Regions from separate parts of the Homo sapiens genome. Here region 1 is linked to region 2. A link is a contact called in ENCODE Hi-C or POLR2A ChIA-PET data. All regions are on one chromosome and are shown on one strand. Each heading gives the region's core, a stretch centred on a gene start or an enhancer-like site at or near the end of the contact. The rest is flanking DNA. Distances are from core to core; before and after follow the strand shown. Region 1 has its middle 150 kb from the start of FST. Region 2 has its middle 180 kb from the start of MOCS2-DT.

Region 1 (3,303 bases), core at 778-3,277, 42 kb before region 2:
ACTTGCAGGAACTGGGGAATGAGGGCCTCTGTCCTGCAGGGGTCAAGGCAGTACAGCATCCACTGAACAAGGTCCACACAACAGCCAGAAACAGGTAGGCATCAACAGACTCCACAAGAACCAAAAGATTTCCTTTCAATCTTACAGTTTTTTAAAAATTCAGACAAAGTAGAGCAGAAAAGAAAAATGCTGCCATTACATACACCACACAAAAACTTCAGTGGTTTAACTGCTGTTATTACATTAGAGTCAGGCAAAATCAATTTTATTTAGTACAACACAACTACTACTCTTTTCCTTTAAAAAATTCACCCTCTTTTTTTTGTTCCAGGGGATCAGTCTCAAAGCCTGTTCCATGTACAGTCTTCACATCTGAAGAAATGTGGAAGCTAGCATACTTCTTTCTAAAAAATGTTAACCTTGTGGCTTTATTACAAGAGGAAATGAGTCAAACCTATCAACTTCATGATACTACAGTTAGGTGCCGTAATCCAAAAGTTACAAAACAGCCTGCAGGACATAATGCAGTTTTAGAGTGAAAAACTTAAAAATGCTTCCCTTATGATTGATGAGTTACAAATGGGATGGGCTGAGATAGCATGTGAACTTGTGCATGTGTGTGGGTATGTTAGTTGGGGGTAGAGTTGGGTTGAGGTTGGGGGGTGGTGGCGGCGCACCTTGCAAGTTTAAACTGGGCAAGCTCAAAGGAATCATGCTTGGCTTAGGTCCCATGGTACAAGTTTGTACTGGGCCATGAAAGACGATGCTTGGTCCTATGTGTGACACCTGGCATATAGGCTGAAAGAAAGGTGTGCCTTGTCAGGGATTTTCCCAGATGCTTTCTGGATTTCTTCACCATTATCAGCAGCTCCTTTTAAACACACAAAGCATGTGTACCATGCATTGCCAGGGCACTGTTCTGGGAGTAGCCTGCTAATTGTTCTTTCTCATTGGTATAATCCTGGTTGAAGGGAGAAATCGGCAAGAAATCAGGTTTTTCTCTCCACCCATCTCCACCCAATCAAGGACTCTATATTTTTGGTTTGAAAGAAAGTATCAGATGGTTTGGTCTTTGGACAGAGTACCCAAGATTATGGTGAGAGGAAGGCTCTATCTCTGTCCATATTGCCTAGGATAGTAGAGTCAGATGAAGAGTTCAAACTTACAAGGACATTGAAGAAAACTCAAAGCCCCAGCCTCAAATACAAGAGAGAGGCTGGACTACTCAGGTCTCTCTTTACCTTACTACTCCTACTCCAGCTTGGGATAGGGTTGGGGAGGGAGCTGCTGGAGAATGTTATTTAACCACTAGTTATAATCTTGTTAAAGGAACAGAATATCACTCGTTTTGGACCTCAGGCTGGCTGGTTTCATATAGTTAAGCACAGCATGAATTGGCATTAAATAAACTCAGAATGGAGGAAACATGTTTCACAAGGCAGGGAGAGATGTGGGTACATTACTGTTGGCGTTTTAAAAGACTAAACTTGGACTAAAGTCTTCTCATCGTGAGCAGAGCAGATTGTCACCAGGCCATCCCCAGCAAGACAGCACCACAGAAATTCACCCCCAGCTTCCCAATGCCTACATCTTCATTGCCACAGAAACAAAATCCTGACTCAAGAGATTAAAAATTTTTGTAAAAGCCTCATTGACAAGGCATTCAGCCACTGTGCTTTTACCTCATCAGATACCATCCCCTCTCACTTTCTAGTTTTTCCAGCACCTAGGAAACATAAAATTGTCATGGTATTCAAGATACTTTCTCTGCTCATAAAACAATAATCACATTGTAAACCCAAGAGTGCTGCAATAGAAGTCTTTCTGGTCCTTTATTAATGCTGCTGGTATTTGTCTAGCCTTTAAAAAGCTTTTGGCTCAACATCCTACTCATATTTTTGGGCTATGACTTGCTAGAGTTGTCAGGACAAGTAAAACATTTCCCTTTCAGCGTTCATTACAAGAAAAAAAATTCTATTGTATTTCTTAAAAGTGACTTGTGACTCATCTCCTTTTTTGGGATAGAGTTATAGCTTAAGGTTGTGCCGGTGGTGTACTTCCCTGTGGTGATAAGTAAAGCAAATGTTCGGAGGTGAGAGATACTGAATTTGGATATGAGTTTTATTTGTTCATTTGCCACACCTACAGGATGCTACAGAACTCTGCAGGAACATTTTAATGAATAAATCTTATGGGTTTTTAGTATAACTCTATAATTTAAGATTGACCTCTGAATTCCAGCTGAAATTTATATTGAGAGAAAGGAACAAAGTGCCCCATTAGTGCAGACTTATTTTGACAAACGTATTTTTATTTATTGTTTGAAAAATGAAAATAGCTTTATTGCTTCCTTATAGTTAGTAAGTAAATGTTTGACTTTAAAAAATTATTATAAGCAGGAAAAGAACCCAGTTATACATGCTATTGCAAATATTTCAGAAAAGACAGTGACACATAAGGAAGGAAACATAAATTATTTATAATTTTACCAACCAGTGATAATCAGCTTTAAGTGATAATCAGCACTGATTATAGGCTACATTGGTTTATAGCCTAACAGTCTATTTTTCTATGTATGCACACAGGTAGATTATATTTTGCCAAAATGAAATTGTACCATACGTGTTGGTTGGTGGCTTTAAAAAAAGATTCATCAATAGATGAACTGTATCATTCCTCACCTTTTTTAGTAAACAGAAAGAGTTGTAAATTGTATGACTCTTTAGACTGCTTGCTATGGCAGAAGTGGAAACATTTTCAGAACAAATGAATTGTGCATCATTTTGTTAGCAAATCGTTGGAAAGACTAGATAGGTCAGAGAAAGCGCAACTATTTCGCTTTGAACTTCTTGCACGATTATATTGAAGGAAATTCTCTGGGGACAAAAATTTTTTGACTGTCATAGAGCCAAACAAAATGGCTAAAAGTTGTTGAAAGCCCTCTCAGAATATCATGGTGCTGTGCATTCCCTGGGCCATCTTGGAAAAGAAGGAATATATTCTTTCATCAACATTAGCATGGAGCTTCTGTCAGAAGAGGCTGTGCAGCACATCTGTGAACCATTTCTTTGGACTACTAAAAGTATAACTCTAACTCCATGATATTATTTGCTCCCAGAACTTTTTCTTTCATTTTTTTTGTAGTTGTCTATAGAACCAAAAAAGAATAAAACCAAGAATAGGGGTGGAAAGGTTATAAATACATTATGTTTGAAAGTGTTTGGCTTACATAGATGAGGTCAAAGTTCTTTTTAGCCAAAAGTTTGTCTTTTTCATTTGTTTGCATCCCATATTTGTGTAAAC
Region 2 (3,266 bases), core at 601-3,100:
ATAAATGGTGAAAATAAGCTTAGATGAAAAAAACCTCTTTGGCTTAAAATGACTTTGTTAGGTTTTTCACATACTCAGACATGGTGAACAATTCTACACTAATATTATTGCTTCATCTCTCTTTATTAAATGATTCATTCTGTACTTTTTGTTTTTCTTGAAGAAATCTATTTTGATCAAATATGCTTATGAAGCAATGGATTTTTATCAAATGCTGCCATTACCTCATTGTAATGACTCTTCATTTGAACCCCTGGACTTTACATCCTTTTGAATGACTTCTGTTATTTATTTGTGGAAATTCCATTGGGTGGAATGCAATTTTCATTTTTACTTTCTATTCATGATTTTGATATTTGGTGATAATTCCTCCACACATACATACTGATCCCTTATTCTGTTCCAGGCACTATGTCAGAAACTGGGAATAAAACCATGAACAAGAAGAGTCTGCTCTGAAGCAACTACATCTAATCTGTGTTTTAGTTAGCATAAGGGTAGGGGTAGGGGCTGAAGCCAAAGTAGGATGGGTGGGAGGTGAGGATACAGAGAGAGAAAAGGAAGTTAAAATGCAGCCATGATATTGGGGTTTGGGGCCAATGCACACGGTGCTTTGGAATACTTAGGGTAGAAAAAAAATATCTCAGGTGAGATAGTTTACTTAAATGAAACTAAGAAATAAGGGGAAGAAGAAAACATACTATTACAAGAAGATGTAACATTTACAATCTATGGAGAGCCACTGACAAATGAAGCAGTAGAGGTATGAGTGAGTCCATTTTGGATTTTCCAGTCTCAGTCAATTTCCCAGACAACTGTAGACACGTGAGAGACCCCAGATGAAACCAACAAAACATTGAGTTGCGTTCAGCCTCAGATTGCAGAATCCTGAACAAATAGATGATTGTTATTTTAGATCACCCGTGTTTTGTTACACACTAATGGATAACACGAACACCTGGGTTAATTATAATCCAGGTGCAAGTTCCTTCCAAAACCTGGTCTGTGTACCATTCACCTGAAAAATCTCTTTCACAGGATGTGTCATTTTACTATCTCTCAGGTTTCTCATGGTGTGGAGACTTTGCCATTCTCTAGCATGCTCTCTTGCTTTCCCACCTTGCCCAGTTTCAGCAAATACTCATTGGTCTGAAATACTTTGGAATACAGGAAGAACTTTAGGGAGTATGGAAGAGCCCAATTCAAGATGCAATTTTCTTCTTGGTTTTATTTAAATGGAGTTTGTTGTTTTCCAACCAAAAATGCCACAACCAAACAGAAATGTCTCTAATTGATTAAAAGAATTGTGTTTATTGCCACAAGGAGGCATGCTTTCTCAAGATTATAAAAGACAAGACATTTTTCTTCCCCTAGAGCAATTAATTAGGTATAGAGTGGGAGAAACCCTTAGAAACATCTCTAGTTCCATCTGAGGAATAAGTGATAAGTGATGCCATAGGAAGAACCAAGCTTAACCGAGATGGAGGAGACAGTGAGCTCTTTGAAGGAACAATGTCTGTATTAGAGGAGGAACTACTGGGCTGTATCCTAAAGAGATTATTTCCTACATACGATTTAACTTCCTTAAAGGAATTGAGGTATAGGTAAGGATGGCTCATGGGGCTGTAATCTTTGTCAGGAAGATCATTTTTAAAAGTTTCCTTAATTAGGTAGCCCAAGATTATGAGTTGTCTTCAACCATATTTTGCAATAGCAAATGGCAAGTTTTGCTGACAGAGACAGTCTTAACTCTGACAAGGTAGTTCTCCAGAATCTTATTACACAATACAAGATTACAGAATCAGCTGTTATTCTGGAAATTTGCAACAGTTTGTGCTCAAGTGACCCTCCCTGAGCTTTGAGTGTTTGACAAAGGAAGTGAAAGATAAGAGGCAAAACAGAGAGTTCAGCTATTTATTTCTTTATTAACTACATGTAACCTAAACAGAATCCAAATGATGACTCCATAGCAATGAACTAGTTTTGCTTAGCAAAGATTTTATGAAATATTTGATCATATGATAATATGATTACATCATTGAAACTTTAGACAGATATGAAAAAACAGTACAGTCTTTTCACTTCTAAGTACTACTATAAGAAAGCTTTGATATCAAGTTCTATTTATATGGCTTATACAGTTTGATTTCTCTGTGAAAAAAGTTTTATTGTGTACTGGACGGTATTCAGGGTGATTTCTGACTTAAAACTGCTTTCTGATAGCATCCTCAATAACTTTGCCCCCTGCCCTTCTGATAATGTATCTACTCAGCAAACCTTTAGTCAACTCAAATGTTTGCCTTTGCTCCTCTTACAACTTGGCTGCCAGAAGCAGTGATACCATTATGCAAATGGTGCTACTGAAAATTCGTAGATAGTTTTCGGTTCAGCGCAACAAATTCTTGCACTAACTCACTAAAGGAGCTGTTCCAAATTATCAAAATTATTCTCAAGCACAAGGAACTCTGCTACCTTCTTTTCTTTTTACAAACAACTGTTTCAGGCAGAATATGTCAAGAAAACAAATCACAGGAGGTATGTTGACAGAGAAAATTGAATATAGGAGATTAATTTCAGAGGAATTGAAAAGCTGAAAAAAACAGAAGGGAAACTCAGCAATAGCCCAGTTGAGATGGGAGAGTTCCCTGCTCCCCGCCCCCCAACCCACCACTGCGCACCTTGCAGGACTTGCGACAGGGGTATGGCTCTCTGTTCTGTCTCTAGGAGCTCAAACCTCTTATGGGAGGGGGAGCACACAAATGGGCAAGGTGCAGGAGCCAGGCAAGCACTTTGGGCTCCACCTTTACTACCAGTAGTGTCTAGGGGTGGGTGTCTGCAACTCCCAAAGCCCAAGTGGGTGTGTTACAGTGGGCTCTTTCAGCTTTGCCATCTGCAGATGGCTTGAATTTATCCAGCTCAGTGGACCCTCTCTGCCTTTCTGCAAGGGCAGAGGGCCAATGGGACAACTTTCTGTATCCTGAGCTTTTATCCAACATCTTGGAAGAATTGGGTCACACACAGACTTGAAGGATGAATGCGGTGGTTTTATTCAGTGGCGGAGGTGGCTCTCAATGAGATGGATGGGGAGCTGGAACAGGGATGGAGTGGGAAAATGATCTTCCCCTGGAGTTTGGCTGTCCAGTGGCCAAACTACTCTTTGACCATCCCCAGCCTGACTCCTCTCAGCACTCAAATGCTCCTTCTCTTCTCTTTTTCTCTGCTGTGCCACTCTGCCATTCATCTGCTCGTCTCCTGTCTCCTCGTCT

What was found. A loop is a pair of places that touch in the nucleus more often than their neighbours do. ChIA-PET counts read pairs that join two places held with the same protein, here RNA polymerase II (POLR2A). Pooled maps may share reads with other maps.
Region 1: a loop to region 2 is called in a map of tibial artery, with 25 times the contacts of the local background. The contact joins two enhancer-like sites. A Hi-C loop is called at or near these places in 5 of 168 maps with a recorded cell type or tissue (IMR-90, MCF 10A, endothelial cell of hepatic sinusoid and 2 more) and 1 of 50 pooled maps. POLR2A ChIA-PET finds 5 or more read pairs at or near these places in 2 of 52 experiments (MCF 10A and WTC11).

Annotation. Positions count from the first base shown.
Region 1 is chr5:53,331,980-53,335,282 of GRCh38, reverse strand. No RefSeq gene overlaps it. Among named protein-coding and RNA genes, the nearest start is that of FST, 150 kb to the left of the region's middle. Within about 2 kb of position 2,027, at least 4 of the 41 ENCODE cell types and tissues checked have a DNase peak (open chromatin) inside an H3K27ac peak, as active enhancers do; they include mammary epithelial cell, where a contact is called at or near this core.
Region 2 is chr5:53,290,280-53,293,545 of GRCh38, reverse strand. No RefSeq gene overlaps it. Among named protein-coding and RNA genes, the nearest start is that of MOCS2-DT, 180 kb to the right of the region's middle. Within about 2 kb of position 1,850, at least 2 of the 41 ENCODE cell types and tissues checked have a DNase peak (open chromatin) inside an H3K27ac peak, as active enhancers do; they include mammary epithelial cell, where a contact is called at or near this core.